4 separate regions of the Homo sapiens genome follow, and all the other regions are linked to region 1. The links are chromatin loops, found by intact Hi-C in ENCODE. Cell type or tissue: natural killer cell. All regions are shown on one strand. Region 1 overlaps ADAT2 (adenosine deaminase tRNA specific 2). Region 2 overlaps LINC01277 (long intergenic non-protein coding RNA 1277). Region 3 overlaps LOC153910 (a long non-coding RNA gene). Region 4 has its middle 170 kb from the start of ADGRG6.

What was found. Peaks named below come from ENCODE experiments on the same cell type or tissue, not always from the same donor. Only the 100,000 strongest peaks of a DNase experiment are listed, where the experiment ranks them.
Region 2: a loop joins it to region 1, with 5 times the contacts of the local background. A loop is called at or near these places in 17 of 110 quality-filtered maps.
Region 3: it touches region 1 in a loop (4-fold over the local background); 39 of 110 quality-filtered maps call a loop at or near these places.
Region 4: it touches region 1 in a loop (21-fold over the local background); 68 of 110 quality-filtered maps call a loop at or near these places.

Annotation. Positions count from the first base shown.
Region 1 is chr6:143,423,651-143,431,650 of GRCh38, reverse strand. ADAT2 (adenosine deaminase tRNA specific 2) reads left to right here. Exons shown (of 6, transcript NM_182503.3): 5 at 2,967-3,039; 6 at 3,145-8,000. The coding sequence ends at 3,188. Among named protein-coding and RNA genes, the nearest start is that of ADAT2, 23 kb to the left of the region's middle. RefSeq lists an enhancer at 4,113-4,182. In natural killer cell, CTCF peaks have their summits at 4,057 and 4,260 (motif pointing right); a DNase peak (open chromatin) is centred at 4,260.
Region 2 is chr6:143,023,067-143,031,066 of GRCh38, reverse strand. All of the region lies in intron 1 of LINC01277 (long intergenic non-protein coding RNA 1277), which reads left to right. Among named protein-coding and RNA genes, the nearest start is that of LINC01277, 11 kb to the left of the region's middle. In natural killer cell, a CTCF peak has its summit at 3,831; a DNase peak (open chromatin) is centred at 3,816.
Region 3 is chr6:142,562,210-142,570,209 of GRCh38, reverse strand. The region is part of intron 1 of LOC153910 (a long non-coding RNA gene); the gene reads left to right. Among named protein-coding and RNA genes, the nearest start is that of ADGRG6, 260 kb to the right of the region's middle. In natural killer cell, a CTCF peak has its summit at 3,190 (motif pointing left); DNase peaks (open chromatin) are centred at 349 and 3,219.
Region 4 is chr6:142,470,781-142,478,780 of GRCh38, reverse strand. No RefSeq gene overlaps it. Among named protein-coding and RNA genes, the nearest start is that of ADGRG6, 170 kb to the right of the region's middle. In natural killer cell, CTCF peaks have their summits at 3,635 and 3,839 (motif pointing left); a DNase peak (open chromatin) is centred at 3,840; H3K27me3 peaks cover 177 bases.

The DNA.
Region 1 (8,000 bases):
GTTTTTAAAACGTTCTTGAGTTTTCTAGCTCAACATTAGCTTTCCTATCAACTTCTGTGCATTTGAGAATAAATGCTGTTTAACATTACATCAGAAAAGAAATTGTAATGCAATGATGGAGAGTAAAGGATACAATTGGTTTGATCATTAAAGACATTTAGAAAGTGATTTGATTTTTCCAATCACTTCTGTTAGTAGCTCAAATTTTGCTTACATAACTCTTTGCAAATGAATTGCTGACTCCATATTTCCTTTATGAGAATGATCTAAATAATTTTTCAGTTTCTGGGCAGAACAAAGATGAGTCTTTTGATGTCATACATGGGTGGAATATTTCTCTCCAACATGTCAGTGACATGAGGGCACAAACACAGTCCTTTCTCACACATCTTTGTAGTCGATGCAGCAGAACCAAAACAAGTTCATTTGCAGTGTATATACCTAGCCACATCGGCTCAGCTGCAAATCAATGCCTGTGGCTTGCAGCCATATCTCCAGGCTGAATGCCAAATTATGGTTTTTTTAAAGGTGCTTTTAGATTCTAAGGAGAACAGTGGTGGCCCAGGCTCTGAATGCTGGGTATTCTTTTTTTTTAATTCGTCTGGGCTTAGGAGGCAGCAGGTGATTGGGAGGTGGGATACTGTTTCTTACTGCAGAATTGCAGATTCTTTTCATGCTGTATTATAAGCAGCATTAAAATTTCTAGAGGCCTACAGAACTATTCTTTTCAAAGAAGATGGTGATTAATTATAACACCTGCTCTGTTTTTTAAAATTTTTGTTTTATGGCTGGGTGCAGTGGCTCATGCCTGTAATCCCAGCACTTTGGGAGGCCAAGGCGGGCAGATCATGAGGTCAGGAGATCGAGACCATCCTGGCTAACATGGTGAAACCCCGTCTCTACTAAAAATACAAAAAATTAGCCGGGCATGGTGGCGGGCGCCTGTGATCCCAGCTACTTGGGAGGCCGAGGCAGGAGAATGGCCTGAACCCGGGAGGCAGAGCTCGCAGTGAGTGAGCCGAGATTGCGCCACTGCACTCCAGCCTGGGCGACAGAGTGAGACTGTCTCAAAAAAAAAAATTATTATGAATGTTTGCTTTTTATTAACACCACAAATTTGTTGCTATAATGGATACTTGAAAATGTAAATAATATATTATATTGGTGTGTTAGGGCGGTGCAGTTTCCTTCGAGGCCTGTAACTCAGCAGTTCTCATCCCGGACTGCCCGTTAGAATCACCTGGAGGCTTCTGTGCCTGACTCTGCTCAGTCCCTGCCCCAGACCATCTGAATCAGAAGGCAGGGGGCCAACAGTGCTGTGTTTCCAGAGAGTTCCAACTGGTTCTCCTGAGCAGCAATGGTTGAGAACCACTGCTCTCATCCCACGTAAGAGGAGAGGGCTCTGAGTGTGCGAGTGGAGTGGAGGGGGACCTCTGGGGAGCTCCAGCACTTAACACAGCAGGAAGCAGGGGGCAGCTGTGACGGGACTGGCTGGCAGTGGTTAGGATGGTAAAATGCTGAGAAGCCAAGGGAGGCAAGAGCGGTCAGACAGAGCAGGTGTGGCCAGTTGCCTCCAGGACTGCAGAGTTGAGGAATCTGAAAGGAGGCAAGTGTTTTGGTCAGTAGGGACCTGGGGATTTCTGAGAGGGCAGACTCAGTGAAGTGCTGGGAACTCAAGCCAGTGAAGATGAGGCCACTGAGGAGTGAAGGCAGGAGCAGGGTGTCAGCCTTTGACGGGACAGGGTGGATGGAAGGTTATTTGTTATGGCGAAGGTTTATGCAGGTGTCGGAGGCCCAGGCAAGGGCAGACTGAAGACACAGGAGAATGGGAGGTTCGTTCTGAACAGCATCTCACAGTAGCTGGTCCTCCTGTCCTCTGTGCCTATGCTTTCTGGCTCCTTCCTTCCAGATGCTCATTGTGTCACTTCATGCACTTCAGAAGGGTGCTTGGTTTTAAGTCCAAACTCTTCTGACAAGCTTTCAAAGCCGTACATATTTTTACCCCAATTTTTTGTCTTTCTTTCCTTATGCTTCCTTAATAGTCTCCTCCTCTGTCAGCTGATTTCCTCACACACAACCCAGGCTTCTTCTTGCCCTTTCCCTGAAATGCTCTGCTTAGCCTCTTTAAATATTCTCTATCTCTAAGGCAAGTTCAAGTTTCATGTTCTTCAGGTAATATTTCATATAACACTCCTTACTGTTAGCACAATTTCTTATTTATTCTTTCACATGTTATGATTTCTTTTCCCCAGTTAGATGCTAAAGATAGAACAAGCTGTATTTTATTTTTTAAAATCCTCTGTAGCAAGGGTTGATAAACTTTTTCTGCAAAGGGTTAACTAGTAAATATTTCACCCTTTGTGAGCCGCTTACATCTCTGTCACCTAGTCTTTTTTTTTCTTTAACAAAGCTTTTAAGATATAAAAACCATTCTTAGCTCACAGTTCTCAGCTATGGAACAGATTTGGTCCACCAAGTATAATTTGCCAACCCTAGCTCTATAGCATGGAATGCTTAATGGACCACTAGTAAATAGGAGCAGATAAAAATAACTAATGCTTAATGAGCACTTATGATGTGCCTGGTATTTAACAGGTATTATCTCACTTAATCCTCACAAAATCCCCTGAAGTAAGTGCTATTATTGCCAGCATTGTATAAATAAGGCATGGAGAGTTTAAGTGCCTAACCCAAGATCACAAAGCTGGTAACTTCTATAATAGTTAATGGATGAATAACAGTTGATTGGGAGTGATGCCTAATAACAGTTGATTGGGAGTAATGAAAAAGATGATATATCAAACATCTTTTGGAAGTGTACCTCCTTACCCATGTTACTAATATCCCCAAAGTTTATTAACATCTGAAATCTGTTTACATAATCATGTATATATATGTTGTTTTTATGGGATACAGCACACATTTTCATAGGCCTATGTTTATTCTCAACTTTCTCATTCCATCAGTGTATCCCTGGATATCGGGCTGAGGAAGCAGTGGAAATGTTAAAGACCTTCTACAAACAAGAAAATCCAAATGGTCAGTTTTCTGTTGTGGATAATGTCCTTCCCTTAAATCCATACAAAGAGAATCTGCTATGAGCTTACCTCTTCATTTTCTTTTTCTTTTCTATTCTTTTCACAGCACCAAAATCGAAAGTTCGGAAAAAGGAATGTCAGAAATCTTGAACATGTTCTGATGAAAGAACCAAGTGACCCAAAGTGACCTGGACAAGATTCATAGACTGAAAGCTGTTGACATCGTTGAATCATATGTTTATATATTGTTTTTAATCTGCAGGAAAATGGTGTCTCTCATCATTTGCTCTGTTAAGGGAACAAATTAGCACTTTTTAGAAGTCTGACAATTGTAAACAGTTATTAGCTTTTCCAGAAGCTGATTCCCATTTTAAGATGGGGGAAAATTAAGGTTTGAGGTTTTAGAAATTAGCAAGTAGTGCATACCCTTCTAGCCACAAGTGCCCAGTCCAGGCAAGTGCTGACTTCTTAGAGAATGTGTGGCCAGACCCAGGGACCTGGAGTGTGTTTGGACTGCAGTTTGCCACCCTGAGAACACCTTCTCCAGGACTGGCATTTCAGAATCAGATTCTTCATTTTTTGCAGCTACGATGTTCTTCCAGGGCACTGGGGGCTGTGACTTCTCTCTAAATTGTATATAAGTTGTGTATATAGAGACCATAATTATATGGTCCTTAGAAAAGACTTTGCTTTTATAAAGCATTTAGAAAAAATGCATACTTTTAAAACAAGTGCTTGAGTTGTCACTTAAAAATTATAGCATATTGCTATAATAAAACCTTATTTATGTCTTATTTGAAGATGAATAGTCTTAAAAGATAAAGACATAAATGGGACAATTGTTATTGAGCAAAAAACCAAATTATCCCACCCTCATGGAGCTTATATTCTAGCAAGGGGAGATGGATATGATAGATTACACAGTTTATTGGAGGACAATAAGAGTTATGGCAAAAAGCAAAAGGAACACAGGGTAAAGGGGATAGGTGCCATTTGGTGGTGAGAATGCTGACTGAAAAATAGAATGATCAATTTAATCTGAAACAAATGGTTATTTCTTTTATAATCCATATAATAAATTTAAAATCTAAAATGTAAAATTTTGAACACAACACTGGAAAGGGTATCCACAGCAGGAAGTCCCCAGTTCACCTCCATGACTACAGGGCAGCTTTGCACAGCCCTCTGGGCGCACTGTGTGCCTCTGCCCAGAAGGGGGCCTCGCCGTTCCACCAGAAGCTCAGCTCCAGGCCCTGGAGGGGCTGCTGCTCCTCAGTTGCATTTCTTCAGTAGATTCATTTCCTTGATGCAAAGCATCTGTATTTGTTGGTTCTGTCATTTGAGCGATGTCTCTGACTTGTTTGTTTTGAATTACATTACAGGCTGGAATGTAATTGTGGTGAAAGTATTTTTATATTGCTGAGAGTAGCAGCTAATCACAGTTACATGCTTCAGAGGACTTATAATTGCTTGGTTTTGTGTGTGTGTGTGTGTGTGTGTGTGTGTGTGTGTGTGTTTAACTGCATTTGAAAAGTTTTATGGAGAATATGCATGATTTTAAATCTGTGATAATGTTACATGCACCTTCAATTTCATCCACTTTAAAAATTATCTTCTCATTGAATTTTAGTGCTTCTACTAGTTTGTTCCTTTTTGCAGTTGGTCGTAATTCATTTCTGGCTTCTTATGCTTTCCTGCAAGCAGATTTCATTGCATTTATTGTGTTCATATCATTTTCTTGGGGATTATTTGTAGGACAACCAACCTGGAGTTTTGCCTCTCTAGAGTACCACCCAGTAAGTCTGGCTGAGCATCTTATGTCCAGTAGGTTCTTGGTAAACATTTGCTAAATGAAATTACTGATTGAAATTTGGGGAAAAGTGAATAAGAAGACTATCTAGGACAAAAAGCCAAAGCCGAAAATAGTATATGAGCATTCTAGCCCAGAGACTGTCGCTACTAAAAGAATGAAGGAAATAATAAAGTGATAGACAGGGAAGGATAGAAAAGACTTAACAATATACATATGTTCCGTCTTTGCTGTTTTGGAGAATGATGGATAAGTAGTGTTTCCTGATTCTGAAGCATAGCTGAACAATTTAATTGTGGTTTACCATCTTTTTGGTTCCCTCTTCAGTAATTAACCTATCGAAAATCTGTCCTAAATGTTTGGACTGGGGCACAGTTCCCTCCATCGCTTTGGGAGAAAATCATTAATATGGCATACTGCAGATTGGAGGGCAGGACCACTGAGGGTGTCATAGACATTAGCTCTATGGAATTCTGCTAGCAATTTCCAAGTGACAGTGAGGAATTATGGATATATGTTGAGGTCATTCAGCTTCCTGAGTACCACATTCCCCAGCTACTTAGACACGGGTTAAAATATTAAGATGTCCTAGTTCAACAGCTTGAATTCCATTGATTGATACTGATAGTGCCTGTCCAAGACACCAGCTGAAAGACTTGTTTTGTGTACAAAATAGTTCTGAAAGTGGTGAGATACAAAAAGGTTTTAGAATCACTGCCCTGTTGAGAGAAATTAGGGGGAAATGATTACATTTAGAAGCTGCTAGAGTTATCCAGTGTTTGCTGGTCTTTGCAACAAACTGTGGAGAATGGGTGGTATGTAATGCTTTGGTAGGCTTCAATCACTGATAAAAGATCATGTTAAAATATCTTTGTGCTTTCTTGTTACTTGGCACAACCATCTCTTCCTGTGTTGTATTTGGAGTATCATGGAGAGAAAATAGATGGCCAAGAGCTTCAGTGTAGGCAAGAACTCTTAATTTTTCTTTAAACTTTTTACTGGGAAAAGTATATATATATAAAATACACACACACACACACACACACACACACACACACACACACACACAAACACAACACACCATGGCCCTTTACCCCGAAATGCTTCAGTATAGTTATTGACTTAAGTAAATTTAACATTGATATACTTGAATCTATCATTTGTATTACAGTTTTGTCAGCTGACCCAATAATGTCCTGTAAAGAAGTTCTCCCACTACCCTATAATCCCAGGTCCAGTCTAGGGTCCAGCATTACATTTACTTGTCTTGAATCCAGCTTTTTCTTTTTTTTTTTTTTTTTTGAGATAGGTCTCACTCTGTCGTCCAGTGGCATGATCACAGCTCACTGCAGCCTCAACCTGGCTCAAGCAATCCTTCCTCCTCAGCCTCCTGAGTAGCTGGGACCACAGACTCATGTCACCACACCTAATTTTTTTTTTTTTTTTTTTTTGTAGAGACAAGGTCTCACTATGTTGCCCAGGCTGGTCTTGAACTCCTAGGCTGAAGCAATCCTCCTTCCTTGGCCTCCCAAAGCACTGGGATTATAGACGTGAGCCACTGCACCGGTCTGCCTTTAGCTTCTTTTAGTCTAGAACATTTTCACTGGCTTTCTTTGTCTTTTATGACATTGACATTTTTAAATAATACAGTCATTTTGCCTCCTTTCTGTTTTCTTCTTCTTTTTTTAAATAATAGAATGGTCCTTGTTTTAAATTTATTTGATATTTTCTTGTGATTAGATTCAGGTGCTGGTTGATGTTAAGTTCCTCACAGGATATCACATCTGGAGGCACACAAAGGCCGTCACACCAAGGTGATGTCAATTTTGGTCATCTGGTCAAGGTGTTGTCCTATTCCTTCACTATATAGTTACCTTTTTTCTCTGTTGCAATGAATAAGCAGTCTGTGGGAAGAGGAGCTGTTACATTTTAAACAGAAAATGTATTTGACACTGATGGAAAGGAGAGGAGGAAAATTAATGACATAAATTTCAAAGCAACTATTAAATTATTTGATTGCATTCTTCCTCTTTTACTGTCTGCCAAAATTGATAAAAAAAATTTTTCTAATAAGAATGTTTTAAATAGTGATATCTTAATAAGCATCAAAATTAAGCCTGAGAAATAAATTCTTTCCTTCCTAATTTCCTCCTCAGCAAAAGTAATAATTATATAAATTTCATTATGCCTGATAAGATAGGGTTTTGGAAAATAGACCTAAGATGTTTCTGATACTGCAGATGACCTATGGTGATCCAATGGGATAAACACTCTAGGTAGGTTGTCATTTGGTCATAAAATATGAGTTATCTTGGGTTTCCATAGAGACATCTAGACTTAAAATGTTGTAAGCACTGCTACTTTCAAAATGTCAGTAAAAATAGCAAAAGCCAAAGCTCTTGAAAAAATTACTTAAATCTTTTTTAAAAGTAGTATAGCGCCTTGTTAAAAATCTGTGGTGATGCCAAAGCTTGTCTTTCCCAGTGGTCCTACGTGAACTGGCCTTATAGCCCCAGGGAAACCAGACACCAGGAATTGGTTTCTCTGCCTTTTGGCAAAGGAATAAGACTACATTGACTTCATCTATGAAGACAACTGCCAACTATTTCCTTTGTAAATTGCTAATTTTGTGTAGTGAGGAAAGGAGCGATGGGCGACGTGATTTTTATGGATTAGACTGGTGAGTTCTGCTGAAAGTTTGACATCTTTAGGATCTTACATTTTCTTCAAGTTGAGCTAATGAAAACAGGCTCGTGACTATTTATCACCTGATTTCTAAGTGGATATTGGGTTGAACACCACATATCCATGACTATTAAGGAGGCTTCATGGTGTAGTTTGACAAAGGCTCTCTCCTTGACCAAACTTCAGTCAGGCCCTAAGTCCTCTTTTTAACCAGGCCTCCACCTTGGCCCCCATTCTTGATGGGCCTATACAGCCCAGCTTTAGCAAGAATCCTGCTAAGCTAGTTTAGAGAGAATCCCACATCCCCAATATCTATGAAATTTCTCATCCCCTACTTTTGATGTGTAAGTCCTTGGCCTCCCTTCAACGAGAAGCCTGTTAAGTTCATTTTGCAAGAACTCTACTCTTGATATCTCCTCTTAGTAATTTCCTAATCACTGACCCCCTCACTCTGCCCATTAGTTATA
Region 2 (8,000 bases), 400 kb after region 1:
TGCAAAAATCACAAGTATATCTATACACCAATTACAAGCAAATAGAGAGTGAAATAATGAATGAACTCCCATTCACAATTGCTACAAAGAGAATAAAATACCTAGGAATGCAACTTACAAGGGATGTGAAGGAGAACTACAAACCACTGCTCAATGAAATAAAAGAGGACACAAACAAATACAAGAACATTTCATGCTTATGGATAGGAAGAATCAATATTGTGAAAATGGCCATACTGCCCAAGGTAATTTATACCTTCAATGCTATCCCCATCAAGCTACCACTGACTTCCTTCACAGAATTGGAAAAAACTACTTTAAATTTCATATGGGAAAAAAAAGGGCCCGCATAGCCAAGACAATTCTAAGCAAAAAGAACAAAGCTGGAGGCATCACACTACCTGACTTCAAACTGTACTACAAGTCTACAGTAACCAAAACAGCGTGTTACTGGTACCAAAACAGTTATATAGACCAATGGAACAGATCAGAGGCCTCAGAAATAATGCCACACATCTACAACCATCTGATATTTGACAAACCTGACGAAAACAAGCAATGGGGAAAGGATTCCCTATTTAATAAATGGTGCTGGGAAAACTGGCTAGCCATATGTAGAAAGCTGAAACTGGATTCCTTCCTTACACCATATACAAAAATTAACTCAAGGTGGATTAAAGACTTAAATGTAAGATCTAAAACCATAAAAACCCTAGAAGAAAACCTAAGCATTACCATTCAGGACATAGGCATGGGCAAAGACTTCATGACTAAAACACCAAAAGCAATGGCAACAAAAGCCAAAATTGACAAATGGGATCTAATTATACTAAAGAGCTTCTGCACAGCAAAAGAAACTCTTAGCAGAGTGAACAGGCAACCTACAGAATTGGAGAAAATTTTTGCAATCTATCCATCTGACAAAGGGCTAATATCCAGAATCTGCAAAGAACTTCAACAAATTTATAAGAAAAAAACAACCCCATCGAAAAGTGGGCAAAGGATATGAACAGACACTTCTCAAAAGAAGACATTTATGCAGCCAACAGACTTATGAAAAAATGCTCATCATCACTGGTCATTAGAGAAATGCAAATCAAAACTACAATGAGATACAATCTCTCACCAGTTAGAATAGTGATCATTAAAAAGTCAGGAAAAAACAGGTGCTGGAGAGGATGTGGAGAAATAGGAATGCTTTTACACTGTTGGTGGGAGTGTAAATTAGTTCAACCGTTGTGGAAGACAGTGTGGTGATTCCTCAAGGATCTAGAACTAGAAATACCATTTAACCCAGCAATCCCATTAGTGGGTATATACCCAAAGGATTATAAATTATGCTGCTATAGAGACACAAGCACATGTATGTTTATTGTGACACTATTCACAATAGCAAAGACTTGGAACCAACCCAAATGCCCATCAGTAATAGACTGGATAAAGAAAATGTGGCACATATACACCATGGAATACTATGCAGCCATAAAAAAGATGAGTTCATGTTCTTTACAGGGACATGAATGAAAGTGGAAACCATCATTCTCAGCAAACTATCACAAGGACAGAAAACCAAGCACCACATGTTCTCACTCATAAGTGGGAATTGAACAATGAGAACACATGGACACAGGGAGGGGCTCATCACACACTGGGGCCTGTAGGTGGGTGGGGGACTGGGGGAGGGATAGCATTAGGAAAAATACCTAATATAAATGACGGGTTGATGGGTGCAGCACACCAACATGGCACATGTATACCTACGTAACAAACCTGCACTTGGTGCACATGTACCCCAGAACTTAAAGTATAATATAAAAAAAATAGAGAATGCTTTCTATTAATACTTCTATTATTCAACAAGATTCTGGAACTTATGGACAATAAAAGAATATAAGGAAAGGAAAAAAGTATATATTGGTTGTAAAATGTATGATTATTTACCAAAAATTATATAACTACCTTGGAGTAAAATCAAGAAAACTGTCTGCTACAGCAACAGAAAGTACGAGAAAGCAGTTAATACAAGATTAATATACCAAAAATCAATAAAAGTTAGAAAATGAAGTGGGAAACAAGACTCATTAGTAATGCTAATAAACATACCTAGAAATAAATCCAATAAGAAAGATGCAAGATTTTCAGTTAAACACAAAAGAAAGACTAAAATAAATGAGGAAACATAACTACATTGAGGGAAGAGTATAAAGTAGTAAGTTATAATAAAATTATTGCAATTACAATTAAAAACCAAATTAAGCATTTTCAGAACCTTGAAAAATAAGTTTAAAATTTCATTTGGAATGTAATAAATAAGTTATAATGCTATGAGCAATGTGAAAATGATTAAGTCCTCATCTGTAATTTATTAAAACATATTATAAAATACAGCAATTAAAATACTCTGACACTAATAGAGATAAAAATCAATAGGTCAAGGAGTTATTCATAATAAAAAATAGACCTTGATATATATGAGCTTTACTATATAATAAAAGTGATATTTCATATTAGTGGAGAAAAGACATATTGTTCAATAAATGGGCTACAAAATTTTCCTACCCAATTGGGAAGAAATGAATCTGTATTCCTACTTCAGAACCATATCCTAAAAGGTCTCTAGATTGGTTAATGTTTTAAAAATAACAAAAATAATAAGTGTACCAGTGGAAAATAATTTTTATGTAAGGAACACCTTTCTAAACACATCAGATAAGTAGAAACCATAAAGAAAAAAATGAATGAAATGACTATATAAACAAGATAAAAGACAGATGACAAAATGAGGGAAATTGCAATGATACCCAATGTGTTAAAATTATCTTTCACAAATCTGTAAGATAAAGGAAAACACCACTACAGAAAATAAACAACAAATATGAACACAGAATTCACAAAGAACACAGATGATCATTAAAGATAGCTCTTAAAAAATACACAAACTCACTTATAATTAAGTAAAAAAAAATTAGACTAACAAAGACCAAAATGTATTACAAATTTACATTGTTAGGTATGATAATAGGAAAAAATATGGACTTTAATCATTCTTGATGGAAGCATACATTGATATATTTTGTCTTTCTCTTCTAGAAATTTATTATGCAAAAATATTTCTCCAAGTAATCACAGATATATGTATCATTATATACATCATTATATATGTATAATGATGCCACTTTTATTACAAGTGTGAAACTAATCCAAATGCCTATCATTGCGGGACTGGTTAAATAGATTATAATAACTCTGTATAATAGAGTGGAATACTATGTGGCTATTAAAAAGAATGAAATGACTCTGTGTATATTGATATGGAAAGATACCCAGTGTATATTGTTTAGTAAAAAGGCAAGTGCAAGTTACACATACACGCACAGTATGATATATTTTTTGTAGTATATTTGTGTACATATTTGCATAAACATAGTCCAAAAACTGGAAGGATATAGACCAATTGCGATCAGTGGTTTTCTCTCAGGCATGGTGTAAGGATGGGGTGGAGATTTCATTATTCCTTTTGAATAAGTTTGTTCAATGATGCCTATGTTGTTTGTATATAGAAAAAAATGAAAATGAAGAAGTATATGGTACAACTGGGGAACTCAAAGCCAAACTTGTGCCTAACTCTGACTTTAAATACCTGAAGAAAACAAATTTTGAAAGAAAATTCCTCAAGTTAGTCCTATATCTCTGGAATATGATAAATTTCACAGAGATTTTTACGTTGTTTTCTCCACACATTTCTCTGTGATGATCTGCGCTGCACTGCTTGATGGAGTCCAAAGGGTTTTGCCGATGATGAGGATGCCAGAGTGTGGCGCCAGAGAGTCACCAAGCCCCAAATTAAACTTAGGAGCTATGGCAAGGTAGGGCCCCCAACCAACAAATCCAGGAACCCAGGCCTATCATAACAGTAATCTGACCTGTCAAGCCCTATTTTCTTTCACTTCTAAATGCCTTTCCATTGTTCCTTGAACCACCCCTGGAGGCCACGTAAGATGACAGCAGCTGCTGTCAGGGAAACTGCCCCTGGTAGCTGTAGTTTGGGGATGGGATGGGTACAGAAGAGATGCTCTGAAGACATGAAAACACCTCTTTAATGTGGCAAGACACTGAATTGTAGGGAATGGAAAGAACATTAGCAATAAACTTTGGTAGCTGTTTTGGAACACAGACCACTTGGAATGGAAACAGAAATTCCCTCAGGGAAAATCATAGCAAGTAGACTGCAGCCACAAAATAAAGAACAGCCCAGAATATACAAATGAACATGTTTCTTCCTACACTAACTGTATATCTTTATAGCATCACCTTCAAGGCTAACATATTTCATTTCCTTTACTGCTTTATAATTCTTTGGAGAGCTAATTTTAAAAACAACTTTGCTGTTTACACTCTTAAAATTTTAGCACATATATGCAACTCAGAAAATTGGACTAGATGGGAGAAAATCCATATAGTAGCAAAATTATTTTATAAATTATTAACTGGCTGGCATTTTTATCTAAGTATGAGAATCATGAATTTTTTTCAGCATTTCCTTTTAAAGAGGTTATAAAGTTAAGCTGTAAAAGGATTCACATCAGTCCTGCTGAAACAATGGATGATAAAGTCCAAGCAAATAGCCATTGACACAAACTTGTCTTTGTCTTTATAGGAAGGGAAATTTCAAGAATAACTCTAGAAACAAAGTAATTTTTATAGAGTGAAGGCAAGACTGTGCATTAAAATGTGCTTTTTGTTAGGAGGTAGTCATGTGGATTGGCTCTGTGTCCCCACCCAAATCTCATCTTGTAGCTCCCATAATTCCCATGTGTTGTGTGAGGGACCCAGTGGAAGATGATGGAATCATGGGGGCTGGTCTTTCCCGTGCTTTTCTTGTGATAGTGAATGGGTCCCACGAGATCTGATGGTTTTAAAACTGGGAGTTTCCCTGCACAAGGTCTCTTTGTCTGCTGCCATCCACATAAAATGTGACTTACTCCTCCTTGCTTTCCACCATGATGTGAGACCTCCCCAGTCACATGGAACTGTTAAGTCCAATAAACCTCTTTCTTTAGTAAATTGCCCAGTCTTGGGTATGTCTTTATCAGCAGCATGAAAACCGACTAATACTGGTAGACTACTGGATCTAGGCCCAGTTTTGCTATTTATTAATAAATAGAATTGCATAGCTCATTTTGGGTAGCTTATCAAAATCCTGAACCTCCATTTCCTTATCAAAAGATAGAATTGAAGTAGATGGTGTCAAAGGTATGACAACTCTAAGCTTTTTATAACTATCAAATATAATTGTAGATTTTTAACAAAATGCAACAGGTAGAGAGAGAGAGATGAAAGAAGGAAGTAAGGGGATAAATTAAATTTAAAATGATGTCAAGCATTAATTTAAAAAGTAACCTTTATTGACTTGAAAGTAAATTTATTCTGTTTTTAAACACTATTTTAAAAATATGCTTTATTCACATTTATGAAATCATTTCTTCAATTAATATCATACCTGAAGTCATAGTACATGTTATTTTTTGTTATTGAACAATTTTTGTTATGCTATGATCTGAGTGTTTGTGCCTCGAAATTCAATAGTTGAAAACTTCTCTTATGTGACAGTATTAGGAGGTGAGACCTTTGGGAAATGATTAGATCATGAAGATGGAACCCTCATGAATAGGTTGTGCCTTTTACAAGAGGTCCAAGAAAGACCCCTTACCCCTTCCACCAAGTGAGGGTGGAAAAGATGCCTTCTGTGAACCAGAGTGGGCCCTCACCTGGTAGCAAATCTGCTGGCACCTTGTTCTTGAGCTTCCTGGCCTTCTGAACTATGAGAAATAAATTCCTATTGCATAGAAATCACTCAGTTTATGGCATTTTTGTTATAGCAGCCTGACTAGACTAAGACATTGTAGTATGTAAGCAAAATGGGCTCATTTTTATATATGACAGAGACAAAAAAACATAAAACATATTACTGGAAAGATACTAAAGCACTCAGATAAAATGAAATGGAAATGCTATTTTCTCCATGAGAAAACAAAAAAGAAGAGGAAGATAATAAGGTGCCTGATTTAAAAAAAAAAAAAAAACTTTTACTTTTGAATAGTTTCAGATTTACAAAAAAAAGTCGTGATGATAGTACAGAAGGTGGCTATATAACCTGTACCCAGTTTCTGTTATTGTTAACATACCACATCTCTATGATTCATTTTTAACAACTAGTGAATGGTTATTGACATATTTTAATTAACTAAAGACCAAACGTTATTCAAATATTTTTACTTTTTACCTAATAACCTCTTTCTGCCCCAGGATCCAATTCAGGGTGTGTGACATTACATTTAGTCATCATGTCTTCTGATTTCAGTCTGTATAATTCCCAGTTCCTCACAGCTGGGACTCCTGACATCCCATATACAAGAGCAACTCCACCCCTGTGTCAGGCCATATTTAAACTGTGCTAATCCCCCAGGCAGAAGCCTCAGTATCAAGTCCCATTCTTAATATCAAGTCCCATTAGGTTTGACCCCATACTAAAAGCTACCAAGTTAGCCAGTCAGTCCCAAATTACAGGCCTTCCATGTACTCTGTTCCAGCAGCTACTTTTCTGAGGCTAAGACCCCTTTGCTTTTAATCTGATCTAGGATCAATGTCTCCTGCTGAATTTGACTCCTATGCTCACACCCTAGTCACGCATCCTTCAGTGTCAGGCTCTTAAAAGAAGGTGGTCTTGTCTATAAGCTCAACCTTGCTATGTGCCACTGATTCTAAAGTTGAGCTTCTGCAGTAATCTAATTTAAGATCTTTGTTAAATAACCTATCTGGTTTTCCTCTCAGAAACCTAGGAGCTTGTTTTTCTTCCAGACAGATTTCCTGGTGGGTATTAGGATCCTGTCCTGGAAATCCAGTCTACCAGCTAAGGCCTTGTTTCGCCATGGACACCTGCACCACCTGTCCTTAGGACCCACATGATCACTGGTATCATGTCATGGATCTCCACTCTCAGCCCAGTCCTCTGAAACACATGCCAAGTAGTTCCTATATGAAATGAATGACTGGTCAGGGGCCATCATGATTATACTCAACAACTGTGATTGTACTCTACAAATTTTCTCTGAGTAAATGCCCATGGGCCAAAGCCCAGGTCATAAGCCTTGGAACCTGAGTCAGCTTCCTAGGGGACAGAGTGGCTCCCTCTCCGGTCAGGCCTGGCTCTGCCCTGCCCATTCTCACAGGGAGCCATCAGTCACACTCTCCAAATGAAACAGTCTTTTAACTGAACAACTCAGCAAAAGGGGGAAACTCAGTTTTTGTCTAAATGAAAGAAAATTGAGGACCATTTAGAGGCCATTTCCTGACTTTATCTAAATATAAGTTAAATTCTACACTGCATTTGGTAACGGATAAGCTTTGTTTGCAGCTATAGAAGTCATGATTGTTAAATTTGGTCAAGATAAACCATTTACTTTAGCTCTTTTTATTTGACATGACCCTGATAAGATACAAATTTGAAAACCACATAAAACATTTGGAAATACTAAAACATTGATTATGTAAATTTAAAATTTTATTCATATAGGGATCCTTCTTCCAGCAAAAAAAATTTAATTTTAAAAATCTTAGTTTTTTTGTTTACCCAATTGTCAAAATCAGATTTATCAGCTAGCATAAATCATAATTCCTATAACAGTTTCACAAAATAGGCTAGGTTTATAAACACAATCTATAGGGTGCTTTTTCTTATATTCTATTCATTTTAATTTTTAATTGATGCTTATTATTTAATAATGTTATTCTTTGTTATTATTGACACCTTTGAGTTTAAGTACTCTGTAGTCTAGACAGGATACACTTATTGATACTGTAAATAATAGATAAAGGATTAGTGTGCAATTTACTGTTAATGTGATTGATGGATTCGATTCTCCACTGTAATACTTCTCCATTCTTATTTTAGCTCCAATGCCAACGGTCTTGATCATTGGACAATGCCTATAATGACTGCA
Region 3 (8,000 bases), 860 kb after region 1:
AGTGGGACTGACAACATTTATTGTAATGCAGTTTGCTTCCATTGATCTTCATACTGGCTAAAATCAGAAACCTGGAAAAATAGGTTTTGTATTTCAAGAGGTCTTACAATTTCCTTGAAAAGAGTTTTTTTTTCTAGCTTTATTTGTCATCTATCTCTTCTATGAGACTCTAAACTTGCAAACTGCCAATCCTGCCTGAGAGTAGGTGTTTCTGGGGAGGGTGAACTGAGAAAGGCATGGATGTGGTTTGGGAAAAGAGGGATGTGAATTTCACAACAGCAAAATGACTGTCTAAACCCACTTCAGAGAGAAGGAAATGGCTTAGTGACAAACATCTCAGGTGTGGGAAGTGAACTGAAATGGCTTTGATTCCGTAGTGTGAAAAGAACAAAAGAGTTCTTTGCTTATCATTCAGCTGCCTCAGACTCCTCCACCCTTTCCCTCTTCCTGCCTCCCTCTCATGTTCTGTAAGCTCAGTCCTTTGGAAAGTAAAATCTTGCTGCTCCAGCATTTAATGTTATGCCATTGCTCAGCAATGATCAGGATCTGAAAAATATCTCATCAGCAACTTAAACATTAATCATAGGTTTTTGAACTTTAAATAGTTGCTTGAACTCTAGCAAATCTTGAGTTAGATAAATAAAAATGCACACAAGAGGTTTCAGTTGTCATTCAAATGCTCACAGTTTATTTGGTCTCTGAGGCTCTGCAGCCTGTAAGAAAGAAGGAGTTCTTTGCATTTTGGTACTTCTGAGTAAAAGCAGTTGTGAAAAATATGTAAGGTGATAGCTCATTATGCATCTTCTGTGAATTTCAGGGAAATGTAAGGTTGGAGGTTTGATCAGTCTTTAGCTCTTTCCCTCTGCCACTCTAATTCATACCCATTGATGAGTCAGAAGCAGACTCTCAGAAAAGAGAACTAAAGCCATAGCTCAGAAAAAGTAAGTTTTATTTAGTGTTACATGTTACTTTTATTAAAGAAACCATGGAAGATTTTCTGAACCAAAGGAAGACTATAATGTGGTTGGCTAGAAATGAAGATAAAAGGTTTCTCCAGAAGGCAGGAGGCAAACTCACAGCATTTCCTCCCTGTTGCTAAGTTATGTAAGGAGCAAGATCATAATCAGAATGTTTCTTTGGTGAGCATGGAGCTTAATTTAAAAAGGAATTCAGATGATCTCATAAAGAGTCCTTCAACTGAAAGAGGAATAGCCTTGCCTGTGGATAACGCATTTATAGTTCCACTGACCAAGAGTCCTCTCACTGGGCTGTACTGAATAAATACCCTTCAACAAAGTCCTGTGTGCTATGCAGGTTATCTGCTGGTGATAAATTTTATTTTCTTTATGAACTCAAAATTTCATAGAATCATGAGCAAAGACATATTCAACAATTTGATTTGATTTATACAAAGAAAGTAAAAACCTCCCAAAAAACAAAGCACAAAAACCCATCTTTTCATAAACTTCTTCAAGAGCACCTCTACTGTATTTAGTGATAGATACATGAATCTAAATCAGGTATCTAAGGATAAAATAATGATGTGGGAAGAGATTGAAATGATGCTGGGAACAGAGAAATTTACAGGGAGGAATAATTTGGTTGGAATCTACAAGAATGGAAAGAGGTGCTCTCTAGACTCCCCTATACACATAGTGCAATGCTGACCTGCATATCCACTGATGTGATATTTCTCATGATACCAGTGCCTTATGATCAGGAAGGGATATTTCCGGCATGGTCGTTTCAATAGTAGAGATGGATTTGAGTTAATGTATCATCCATACCCTCTTGCTTGGTCCCCCTTGTGGCTTTTGAATAGGATTTCTGAACAGCTAGGACACAGTCTGTGGTCATGGAGCAGTATTAGGCTAACAAGTGTTCAAAGTCTTGTTTTTGGCCTCCAAGGTGAGGAGATGTATCCGGCTGAGAAAAAGGCCATATAAATAAAATAGGTTTATTTTATTTATGGGGCAGAGGCTCTCAAACTTCAATGTGCATCACTGCCCCGAAGAGGGTGTTTAAAATGCACATGTCTAGATGACTGCTAGAGATTTAGAAAGTTAGATATTGGGTGCAGAACTTTGCATTTTTAACCAGTAATCCAAGTGATACTGAAGCAGGTGGTCCTCCTTAAATTCAGTCTAGAAGTTTAGCTGACTTTTGCCTCTCCTCCTTGGCTCAGGTCCCTTTGAATTAGGCCCATTTACAGTTTTTAATCTGTTTTATTTTGATGAAGCCAGTTTTAGATCACAATTTACTTCTAGAATGCTCTTACTGTTATTCAAAATAGTATCATTTGGCAAAGTGCAAATGATTTTGAGAAGAAGGAACATAAAGAGCTTTTGAAAAGAAAGCCAGATAATAAGATGGCCTATTAAGAAGCAAGAATAGATTCAACTTTGAAGCTACAGAGCATTTCAGCAAATGGTCTCAGTGAGGAAATGATTAATGGAGATTTGGGGAGCCAAGGGAAACGAAGAGAGCCTTGTACTCCTGTCAATAGTTGGATCAGGAATGTTTGTTCTGCGAGAAGACCTTGTGACACAGGGAGAGCCAGGTGACTGGGAGTTTAGTGTTCACCTCACAGACTTTTATTCACTTATGTAGAAACCATTCCAGCTGAATTCTAGTTTCCAAGGCTGTGGAGAACATCCAGGAAAAAAAGTTGCCTGGATTTATAGGAAGTCAAAAACCTTGGAGTCAGCGTGGGTATTTGGATCTTAGGTTAAAACAGCTGAGAGATCAATTTGTGTTCCCCATTATTAGGAAACCCAGGGTGGTTAATCGTTTAATACGGGTCCTAGCGGGAGATGGGCTTAGCAAGCACACGGAGTCTGGTGGATAAATTGGAAAGAGCAACTTACAGGTACAGAGGTATAACCCGTCTCTCTCCACAATGATCATTTTCATAAAAATAGGACAAAACAAACAAACAAACAAAACACACATCCATGGAAAGTTGACCTATTATGCAAAATGTCCAAGAGGCATAATGACTAGCAGCAACGGCAACAGAAAATGTTCTGGTATCTGTTCTCACTATAGTTGAATTCAGACAGTCACGATAGGGAGTGAGGACTAATACTTAATAATGAAATTAAGAAAAACATGACTGAGGCAGGCAGTCTAAGCCAGGGGTTGGTCACATCTGGAAAGAGGAAAATTTCCCTTTTTGGGACTAGGGCCAAGGCTGCCAGTGTCTCTAGGCTGCCCTCTCGTGTTCATTTCTAGCACTGCATGATCTTTTCCAGACCTCTCTCGCAGAGTTCTTCTAGGCCTTGGAAAACAAGACTTCTCTACATCCCATTGCCTTCCTGCCCTGCTCTCTTCTGTTAAATCTGACAAGCCAGTGGTTTTCAAATACTTTTAACCGTGGACTCCTTTCTTCAAACAGCTGTTCATGCAGAAGCCCAGTCCATACAACAGAAGAGAGAGAAGTAGAGCTGCTTAGCATGGGGTGGGGGTGGGGCCTGCAGACACATGCATTTGGCCGCCGCCTAGAGGCTGTCCCAGGGAGCACAGTTGCGCCACCTCTGTCATCAAGTCCCTGTACCCCTGGACTCATGTTAGTCATCTTACGGGATATATTTGCATTTAAACAAAGCCATCTGGAAAAGGATACACGTTCATCAGAACTCTTTAAGTTGGAATTGATAGAAACGTAACTCCAGCTAATTAAAGCAAAAATGAGAATCTTTTGCTTAGGAATTTTGAAGATGCAAAGGTGGGATCTGAGATAGGACCAGATGCAGATGCTCAGAGGATGTAAATGGGCAATTGTGTCTTTTTCCTTATCTCAGGTCTTTGTTATAATTTGTATATTCGTAGACTTTATCTCCTATAAGGTCTCCCAACAAAGCTGGGAAAGATGCCCTCCAGGTCTGTTATGGTAGACATAGCCGGACTCTCAAAAAAAAGACAGAACATCTTTTCCTCTTTGGTAGAATCTTTGTCCTTCCTTCATGGCCCCTCCCAACCCATCTAAAAGGACACCAGATGTCTCTGGTGAGGACCTGGGTCCATCACAGCATCAGGTACTGAGCTATGTGTTTACTCCCAGAGGACTGAGTCCCACTGGGAATGAGCGCATTGGCAATGCTTCCTATTGCAGAAAATTCAACTTTCTTTTCCTTTTCCTTTTTTTTTTGACAGGGACTTGCTCTGTCGCCCAGGCTGGAGTGCAGTGGTGTGATCTCGGCTCACTGGAGCCTCCACCTCCAGGGTTCAAGCGATGCTCCTGCCTCAGACTCCTGAGTAGCTGGGACTACAGGCGCCTGCCACCATGCCCAGCTAATTTTTGTATTTTTAGTAGAGACGGGGTTGCGCCAGGTTGGCCATGCTGTCTCGTACTCCTGACCTCAAGTGATCAGCCTGCTTTGGCCTCCCAAAATGCTGGGATTACAGGTGTGAGCCACAGCGCTGGGCCTTTTTTTTTTTTTTCTCCTTTTTTCTTAAAGAAAGAGATCATTTAAAGTGAAAGCCAAGTGGGGATTCAGGTTCCAGAGGCCCACACCATCATTAAAGCGGCAACTGTGTTTCTCCGCTGTTGGTTCTGCCTTACTCCTCCTGTCTGCTTTGTCCTGTATACCAAAAATAAAATTCTAAGTTCCCCCAACCATCTGAATGGACTTCGTCCTCAGCCAAGGCACTCTTAAAATTTAACCTGCAAGACTAGCTCAGGCCATGATGGGAAGTAGGGGTGGTCATGCCTCGTTATACCTCTCTGGCATTAATATCAACATGGAATTCAAGTGTGATAAGAGTCATTTTACAACTTATTCTTTCTGAAGCCTACTACCTGAAGGCTTCCTTTGCAGATAAGAACTCTGGTCTCCACAATCCTTTATCTTAACCCAGACACTCATTTCTACTGATCCCAGATCTTTAGATAAATAAACGTATTGTCAATCAGAAAAAATTTAAATCTACCTATAAACTGGAAACTCCCCACTTTTTAAAATCGACTTACAAGCTGGAAAGCTCCACCCCCACTTTGGCCTTTCTGGACCAAACCAATGTATTTCTTAAATGTATTTGATTGATGTCTCATGCCTCCCTAAAACCAAGCTGCACCCAGACCACCTTGGCCACATGTTCTCAGGACCTCCTGAGGCCTGTGTCATGGGACATGGTCACTTATATTTGGCTCAGAATAAATCTCTTCAAGTATTTTACAACACAAAAATATTTGTTGTCAACAGTCTGCAGACTAACTTCACCCAAGCTAGTGAGATGGCTGCGGGGAACTCCTAGAGCCATGTGTGCTCTTACTCATGTTATCTAGTAAGAGACCTGGACATTCCCCTGACTAGATCAACTTAGCGAATGTGCACAGCCCTCAGTCCATCACTGCTGCTGGGGACTGGGAGGTGACCGACTGACTCACCTTCATGAGGTTCTGCTCCTGTGGCCAGGGATGGCTCAAGGAATAGGACACTTCGAGTTTGAGAATTAAGGGGTCATGGGAAATGGACACCCTGCCCCCCACTTCAGTGAGGGAAGTCAACTCCCCATAAGGAATTGTATCGATCAGTATTTCACCAGAAAAGCAGAATTACCAGGATATAGAAATCCAAGAGGATAGATTTTCTGATTCTTATTTTGTGAATAAGGAAACCAAGCTTAAAGGACTTGAGTAATTTATCCAAGGTTGCACGGGCACTTCCACTGCAGAACCCACTCCTAAGTCCCCTCATCATGTGCCCTTCTGTGTATCTTCTTTATTTTATTTTATTTTATTTTATTTTATTTTATCTTTTATTTTATTTTATTTTTTCAGGCAGGGTCTTGCTCTGTCACCTAGGCTGGAGTGCAGTGGCCCAATCATGGCTCACTGATTCCTCGACCTCCCAGGCTCAAGCAATCCTTTTATCTCAGCCTCCCGAATAACTGGGACTACAGGCATGTGCCACTACACCTGGCTTACTTTTTTGTATTCTTTTGTAGAGGGGGGGTTTCACCATGTTGCCAAGGCTGATCTTGAACTCCTGGGCTCAAGCCATCTGCCTGCCTAGTCTTCTCAAAGTGCTGGGATTACAGGTGTGAGCCACCATACCTGGCCCTGTACACATTCTTAATCAAGCCCGCCATTCTCCAAATGTCCTGACAGAAATGAAGTCTTGAGCTCCCTGTAGAGGAGATCATTGTAGGCACATTTTTGCATGTGTTGTGTCAATTTTGAGGAATATCCATAAGCCTAGAAAGCCTTGGGAGCCTTGGCCAGTTTTTGAATGGAGGACCTGGGTGAGGAACCTATGAACTTCAGGAGCAGATCTTCACTGAGGGTTTTCCATCAGATCAGAGCAGGGAGCATTACCAAAGGGAAGAGGACAGATATAAAATATTAGCAAGACCCCTGAATATCCAAAAGAAATACCTGGATTGGCAAAATAGCAAGAGCGACCTGCAGGCGAGACAGCAGTTACCAGCTGTTTTTCAGGAAAAGCGAGTTATGCATCCCCCCAGGAGGCTGCAATTCCCCAAACCCAAGGCAGCTCAACAGTACATCTGTGGCTTCCTTAGGTTTCTCCACTCCACCTCTCATTACTGTGTTTGCCGTCTAGGTTGTTCCCCAGTTTCCTGGGGTTTATTTATTTATTCATTTATTTATCTTTTCTTTTCTTTTTTTTTTTTGGAGATGGAGTTTTGCTCTTGTTGCCCAGGCTGGAGTGCAATGGTAAAATCTTGGCTCACTGCAACCTCCACCTCCCCAGTTCAAGTGATTCTCCTGCCTCAACCTCCTGAGTAGGTGGGGTTACAGGTGCCCACCACCACGTCTGGCTAATTTTTTGTATTTTTAGTAGAGATGGGGTTTCACCATGTTGGCCAGGCTGGTCTCAAACTCCTGACCTCAGGTGATCCACCCACCTCGGCCTCCTGAAGTACTGGGATTACAGGCTTGAGCCACTGTGCCAGGCCATTCCGGGGTTTATTTCTGCATAATTACTTTGTGATCCAAATAGTTGATTAGAGACTATGCAGTCAGTCCTTTCTTTGTCAACATGTTATCCTTGCTGCTGCCAAATACGACAGATTATTAAAAATTAAAATGCCTGCAATGGTAGCATCTAAGATAAGTTTCAGGGCCGTGACAGTGACATAATGAGAAAGACATGTATGTCCACGGGAAAATGTTACCCCACTGACTTCCTCTTTTTCCACCAAGACACTTTTTAGTTGGTGTCCCAAGTGTGAGACTGCTCAGAAGACCCTGAAAGATTCCTGACTACACCTCTGGGGGCTGATGGGAGTGTGAGTGTGCATGTGTGTGCATGTATGCATGTGTGTCGAGGAGCCACTGCCCCATGTCCTTCTCACTCCACATCCACTCCCCCTCATCAACTCCACAGATCCATCAAATGCAGAATCAGCACAGCACATGCTATAATCTGAATATTTGTACCCCTTCCCAAATTCATATGGTAAAATCTTCATGCCCACCAAGGTTATGGTATCAGGACGTCTGGCCTTTGGGAGGTGATTAGATTATGGGGCAGATCTAATCATGGGGGTGGAACCCTCGTAAATGAGGTTAGTGTTCTTATAAAAGAGACCTCAGAGGCCGGGCCGGTGGCTCACACCTATAAGCCCAGCACTTTGGGAGGATGAGGCGGGTGGGTCTCTTGCGGTCAGGAGTTTGAGACCACTCTGGCCAACATGGTGAAACCCCGTCTCTACTGAAAATACAAAAATTAACCGAGCATGGTGGCATATGCCTGTAATCCCAGCTACTCAGGAGGCTGAGATAGGAAAATCGTTTGAACCTGGGAAATGCAGGTTGTAGTGAATTGAGATCACGCCACTGCACTCCAGCCTGGGTGACAAAGCAAGACTCCATCTCAAAAAAAAAAAAACAAAAAAACAAAAAAACAAAAAAAAAACACCAAAAACAAAAACCCAGAGAGATCCCTCTTCCCTGTGAGAATAGAGGGAGAAGACAGCTGTCTATGAGGAAGCAGGCTCTCACCAGACACCAAATCTGCTGGGGCCTTGATCTT
Region 4 (8,000 bases), 950 kb after region 1:
ATCAATTATTCTCACCACAAAAAAGGTAACTATGTGAGATAATGTTTATATTAATTAGCTTGATTTAGCCATTTCACAATGTATACATGTTCCAAAACAACATGCTATAAATAATATATACAATTTTTGTCAATTAAAATAAATAGACAATATTGTAGTGAATATCCTTCTATAAGAATATTTGTCAGCACCTCTGATTAGATCACTTGAAGTAGAAATATTAGGTCAAAACGATCAGACTGTAAGACCCTTTCTACATATTTTTAAAATCCTTCTTAGACTGGTTACACAAATTTACTACCCAATTGTCTCAGTCCATTTGAGCTGCTATGAAAAAACACCATAGACTGGGTGGCTTATAAACAACAGAAATTTAATGGTCCCAGTTCTGGAGGCTGCAAGTCCAAGACCAAGACATTAGCAGATTTGGTGTGTGTGGTGAGGGCCGGCTTCCTGTTTTATAAGTCACATCTTTTTGCTGTGTCATCACATGGCAGGAGGGAGGAGGGAGCCCTCTGTGGCCTCTTTCATAAAAGCACCAATGCCATCCATTAGGGCTCTCCCCTGATGATCTAATCTCCTTCCAAAGGACCCACCTCCAAATATCATCACCCTGAGGATTAAGACTTAACATATGAATTTGGTTGGGGCGGCAGGGGGGTGGGGGTGGAGAACATTCAGTCTATAGCACCAACTGTCAATTTACAATGCCATGCTGCTTTTTTAACCTTACTGGCATAAATTATGTTTTCGTCTCTGCCCATTTGAAAGGAGGGCAAATTCTAGAATGTGGGTTCTGGCATTCTGCTTTTGATTAGAAAGCTGCACAAGAATGTCACTCTACTTATGAGAAAATGCAGATAATCTATAAAACTCTACCTTTTCTTGATCCTATCAGAGAGCTGGGATTGTAAGCCAAATAAACAAACTGATTCCAAAGGGTGACAAGAATCTTTGAGGAGAGATGGGGTCCAAGGACTATTTCAGTTTTGACAGAACATGAGAGAAAGGCGGCTGCCATTAAACAAACTAAGAGAAAGTTAGCTAAAAATTAGAAAACATACTAAAAGCCAAGTGTAAGCTAGCATATCAACTTAAAATAACCATAAGCTCATGCAAGGTGAGCTCACACTTATGTGCAGGCTTGTTTCCACAGGCCTGCACGAGATGCTCACAAGACACAAGGCAACAGAAATATCCTGTCAAGGATTTTGAAGACTGTGTTGTACAGGTTACAAAAGCAACATAAAATACCAAACTCCACATAACTATTGACTACATTGACACAGCCCGCCATACTTTTGTGCAGACAGAAATGTGGTAACCATTGTTACCACAGTAACAACCAGTAATGGTAACTGGTACCTATTACTACGTGTAAATACTATTTACCTCAGTTTTCATCATTCTTCTACACATAATATTAGACATTCAGTAAAAAATACCAGATATATAAAGTTAAAAATAGGAGAAAATGACCCACTTTCAATAGATGAATCAACTATAGAACAAGACTTAGAGATGCTTCAGATATTGGAACTATTGAACAGAATTTTTAAAATAACTAGAATTGGCTTCTGGGTATAATGGAAAAAAGATTCCACAGGATGACTTACTCTGAAGAAAACAACTATAAAACTTAAACAATTTAAAAAGCAACTACCTGAAGGTACTGGAGAATAAACAGAAATGAAGAAATGCTAATGGGAGTGCATGCTTACTTGATAGATCAGAGGTTGATAAACTTTTTCTATAAAGGGCCAGATAAAAGGCTTTGCAACTATGCAACTATTCAACTTGGCCACTGTGACACCAGAACAGTCATGGTTAATACGTAAATGAATAAGCATGGCTGTTTTCCAATAAAACTTTATATATAAAAACAACATGGTGGGCCAGTTTGGCCTACAGGTCAAACATTTCCAACCCCTATGCTAAAGAATAAGGTTTACTTTATTGTTGATACTTTAGACAGGGTGGTCAGAGAAGACCTGTCTGATGAGAAATATTTTAGCTGAGACTTTAGGAAATGACAGTGTGTTCTGGGAAAGGGAAAAAAGTACACACAAGAGTTCTAAAGACTGGAAAAGTTTTGGGCTATTCCAGGAACTGTCAGAAGGCCAGTGCAGCTGGAATATGGTCATCGAGTGCCAAATAAAGTCAGAGAGTGGACAAGGAAGATCATGCAGTGGCTGTAGGTCAGTGTGAGGAATGTGAATTTTCTTGGAAGTGCAAGAGAGAGTCATTGAAAGGTTTAAAAGTGCAGCGATGAGATCTGACATATCTTTTAAAGGTCATTCAGTCTGTTGTGTGGAGGATGGATTGAAAGGTGGAGGACCGATGAGGAACCCAGCCTGGAGATATTTGCAGGAATCCTGTGAAAGAAAACAGAAACTTTTACTTGGTGTTCATACACTGCTATTATTTGCCCTATGAGGTCTTCTCATTCCTAGGAAGTAATGTTATTAACCAAAATTAAAATTTAGAAACCAAAGTAACTTGTCAAAAGTGTTGGAGCTCTGTTGCAAACCCAGGAAGACTAATTCTAAGGCCCATCTTAGACACCCTCCCATAGTCCTTTGACCTTAAGTTGCCCTTCCCATCACTGCTGATGGCCATGTGGTTGAACGGTTTTCCAGAGCTCTTTGGCCCAATACACCATGGTGCAGCATAAGCCATACCACCTCTGGCTTTTGGCACTTACTACAGCCAAAAGTCTGTTGCCTAAATGCAGGGGAGCCACAGCGTTCTCCACAGGCAACCTTCTCATTTCTGAGAGCATGTGCCAGAGGATGTTCACAGCGGAAACCTGGCTGAGTGTGTTTAAGGGCCCTGTAAAGCATGAAGATAATGTCATTATTCAGAGGCATCGTGTTGAAAAATATTGAAAATGCTTTAAAAGTCAGTTTCTCTTTGTTCTTAACAATTGACTATTCCAGTTTGTCATCATCTTCAGGATTTAGTTTTTTTTTGGTTGTTGTTGCTTTTGTTTTTTACCAAACAGTAATCACTTTTGAGGGTATTGCTATCTCACAATTAATTCAATGAACTTGAGGGATAATGAATATTCAGAGCTGAAAGGTGTTTACAAGATCACCCAGTCTGATAGTTTACAAACTGTGCTCTGAGGAAACCTAAGATTCTAGGGGAGAAAGGAGGAAACTCAAGAGGAAAACGTCTCTTTCAACTCTAGCATTTTCCTTTATTATTTTAGGTTTTGAACTTCTGAATAAGAGTCTTAAAAAGAAAAAAAGGAAAAAACATTCCCTTGGTAAAAATGCTTGAACTTACCTAGTCCAATGCCTTACTTTTTACATAAAAGTAATTAAATAATTTGCTTAAGATCCCACAAAGGGGTCAGTGATGGGGCAAGGACTGGCATTCTTAATCCCTGAATTTGTGATTTCGAGAATCAGTGTGGTACCACGGATAGAGAAAATATTGGTCAACAGACTTGGAGCTAATCATTACCAGTGTGTTTGGGCAAGTCACTTTGCCTTTTTAAAGTATCTTCATTTATAAGAGAATTTTGTTGTATTTTGTTTTCCTTCCTTCCTTTTGCTATAATATTTTCTCTCAGAAATGTGACTTTCAATGAATGAGGAGCAGTGAGATGAAATTTTAAAAGACAAGACTGGGACAATTCTCTCTTCTTAATTGTGCTTGCAAGTTTAGTTTAGCACCCTCCATTAGAGCAGCTTTTGTCTCTTTTATTAACTAATGCAACCCAGAAGACCCTTGCACTTAGTAGCAGATCCGTTAATATTTGTTTAGTAGCTAGGTCTACCAAGCTCCAAAAAATTGAATAAGCCATTTTGTTCTAAGGGATGCGCCACTGTTATTAATGCTGTACTGCCATCTTCTGGTCACATGAATAATTACAGTTGCATCCGTGAAAATGAAATCCTTCAGGAACTTGTTCCTTTTTTGTTTTTATATTGCAGTAATAGCATTTAGAGAAAAAAAATTGTGGGAATATCTTATTGTTGTTATAAGCAAATTTTAAAGGTGATCTTTTTAGAGTAGGAAACGTTTACATTTTCTGTGCAAAATGACAAAAGAAATATGTACCCTCACCTGAGAAAGCCAAGCAAGCCAGGGAGAAGAAAGGCTGGAAGCTAAGGAACAGAGGCACCGGGAGGTAAAAGGAACCAAACCCCGGCGCTGGGCGCCGCCCTGCGGACACTCCGGTCCTCAGCTAGAGGGAAGGGGAGACGGCTGGGCCTATGGCGAGGTGGAAATCCTTCCTCAGAGAACTTATGAACTGTGAGCTTGTGAGAGTCCAGAAACCCTGGGAAAATGCCAGGTCCACTAGCTATAGGCCTGGTTCTTCAAAAGCAAGATTTCCCTCACCATATTTTAAAATAAACCCTTGTGGGCCTTTTTTTTTTTCTTAGAAGCCAAGATACGTTGCTACAAAGTGAGATTTTCCTCTGGGCTACAATTGTGTCCTATAAAATATGGATTGTTCTAGAGAAACTCTAAGGCAATAACTTCGAAAACCATTACATCTGATAAGCATTTCTGCTTTCCTGTTCAAAAAGTGTCCTCCCAGCTGGGCGTAGTGGCTCACGCTTGTAATCCCAGCACTTTGGGAGGCCGAGGCGGGAGGATCACGAGGTCAAGAGATCGAGACCATCCTGGCCAACGTGGTGAAACCCCGTCTCTACTAAAAATACAAAAATTAGCCGGGCGTGGTGGCGCACACCTGTAGTCCCAGCTACTCGGGAGGCTGAGAGACAGGAGAATCGCTTGAACCCGGGAGGCAGAGTTTGCAGTGAGCCGAGATTGCACCACTGCACTCCAGCCTGGCGACAAAATGAGACTCCGTCTCAAAAAAAAAAAAAAAGTGTCCTCCCAACACCCCCCATCTAAGATAAAGTACCTGTGAAGAGGAGACCTTATATAACCCATCAGCAGATGTGATTAAAGACTTTAAGATGGGGGATCATCCTAGATGTGATTTAGGAGAGACCCATGTAATCGCAAGGATCCTTAGAAGAAGGGGCAGGCAGACCAAAATCAGAGACCTGCAATGTGACACTTGCAATGGAAATAGACTGGAATGATGTGGTCACCAGTCAAGGAATCTTGGCCACAGCTTCCAGGAGCTGGAAGTGGCCAAGGATGGATTCACACCTGGAGCCTCTAGAAGGACCAGCCATGTGGATGTCTTTATTTTAGACCTATGAGACTTCTTTCAAACTTCCGACTTTCAGAACTTTAGGAGAATAAATTTGTGCTGTTCTAAGTCGTCAGTTTTGTGGTAATTTGTTATGGTGGCAATAGAAAATGAATTGAGTCTTTAATCAATAAGGGTTGTTTTAACATAATCACCATGCTATTATCACACATCACAAAATTAATAATGCCTTAATACCATCAAATATCATATCCAAAGCTCCTTGATATTATGGTTCTAATCACCTTGTATTGTCATTACCTGCTTTCACCACTAGACCATGACATTATTAAGGTGTGGGGTTGATTCTATTCCGCAGTGGATCCCCTGCAGTGCCCAGATCATTGCATATAGTAGATGCTTAAAAAACCAGGGTAAATTGAAATGAATCACATCAATGATAGCTTCAGCGTGAAGTTTCTGAAAATTCAACTTCACTGTTATGACTACATATGTTAAGTCAATATAACGACAAAGTCATGAAGCTTTTCCTTTATGTTTTCTTCTAGGAGTTTTAAAAATTCATGTCTTATGTTTTAAGCCTTTAATCTATTTTTAGTTAATTTTTATGTATGGTTTAAGATAAGGGTTTAATTTCAGTTGATTGCATGTGGATATCCAGTTTTCCAATTTCCATTTGTTGAAGAGACTATCCTTCTCCTGTTGTATGTTCTTGGAATGCTTGTGAAGATCAGCTGACCATGGTGTGTGGGTGTATTTCTGGGTTCTCTATTCTGTTTTGTTCATCTGTATGTCCGTCTTTATGTCAGTACCATAATGTTTTGATTACTCTAGATTTGTATTTTGAAATCAGGAAATGTGATGCCTCCAGTTTTGTCCTTTCTCAAGATTGATTTGGCTATTCATGGTCTTTTATGGCTCTACATGAATTTTAAAATTGTATTTTCTATTGCTATAAAAATGCCATTTAGATTTTGTTAGGGATTACACTGAGTTGGTAGATTGCTTTGGGTAGTATGGACATTTTAACAATAATAGTAGCTCTTCTAATGCAGGCTGTCTTTCCATTTGTTTGTGTCTTAGCTTCTTTCATTCATGTTCTATAGTTTTCAGTATACATCCATTTCATCTCCTCAGCTAAGTTTATTCCTAGATATTTATTCTTTTTGGTGATAATGAAAATGGATTGTTTTTGTAATTTCCTTTTCAGATGGTTCATTGTTAATGTACAGAAAAGCAACTGATTTTTTTTCTTCTACCATAAGCTATTTCTTACTGGAAGGATAATTTTTAATTTTTTTTTATTTTTAATTTTTATTTATATTTTTAGAAACAGGGTCTCACTCTGTTGCCAAGGCTTCAGTGCAGTGGCACAATCAAAGCTCACTGCAGCCTCAAACTCCTAAGCTCCATCAATCCTCTTGCCTCAGCCTCCTGAGTAGCTGGGACTATAGGCCTGTGTCACCATGCCTGGCTAATATTTTATGTTTATTTTGTAGAGAAAGGGTTTTGCTTTGTGGCCCAGGCTGGTCTTGAACTCCTGGCCTCAAGGGATCCTCCCGCTTCAGCCTCCCAAAGTGCTGGGATTACAGGCATGAGCCACTGCACGTGGTCAGATATTTGTATGTTGATTTTGTATACTGCAACTTATTGAATTCATTTATTAGACAGTTTTTTATGGAGTCCTCAAGGTTTTCTCTATATAAGATCATGTCATTTGCAAACCAGGGCACTTTTACTTCTTTGTTGCTGATGTTGATGCCTTTTTATTTTTTTCTTGCCTAATTGCTCTGGCTAAGACTTTAATCTTGACAATGATTTCATGGATATGACAACAAAACCACAGGCAACAAAAGCAAAAATTAACAAGTGGAACTACATTAAACTAAAAAGCTCCTACCCAGCAAAGGAAGCAATCAACAGAGTGAAAAGGCAACCTACAAAATGGGATAAAATATTTGTAAACCATTTATCTGATAAGGGTTTAATCTCCAAAATATATAAGAAACTTCTATAACTCAAGAGTGAAAAAACTAATAACCCAATTCAAACTGAGCTAAAAACTTGAATAGATATTTCGCCAAAAAAGACATAAATACAGCCAACAGTTATATGGAAAAAAAATGCTCACCATCTCTAATCATCAGGGAAATGCTAATCAAAACTACAATGAGGTATCAGCTCAGAACTGTGAAGATCGCTATTATAACAACCTAAAAACCAAAAGACAATAAGTGTTGGTAAGGATGTGGAGAAATTGAAACACACACTGTTGGTGGGAATATAAAACGGTGCAGTCACCATGGGAAACGTTATGGAGGTTCCTCAAAGAATTAAAAATAGAAGTGCCATTTGATCTAGCAATTCCACTCCTGGGTTTCTATCCAAAAGAATGGAAATCAGGATCTTGAGGAGATGTTTCCACTTCCATATTCATTGCAACATTATTCACAATAGCAAAAATGTGGAAACAATGTAAATATTCATTGGCAGATGAATGTATAAAGAAAATGCATGTTCATACAATGCAATACTATTCACCCTTTAAAAAAAGGAAATTCTGCAATATGAGAAAACATGGAGGAACCTTGAGGACATTATGCTAAGTGAAATAAGCCAGTCACAGAAAGACAAATAGTGCATGATTCTACTTATCTGAATTATCTAAAATAGTAAAATTCATAGAATCAAATGATGTTTTCTGGGAGATATGGGGAGAGGGAAATGGGCAGTTAGTAAAGCTTCAGTCAGCAAGATGCATAAGCTCTAAAGATCTGCTGTACAACACAGTACCTGTGGTCAACAATTATGTATTGTATACCTAAAAATTTGTTGAGGGTAGATCTCTTGTTAAGTA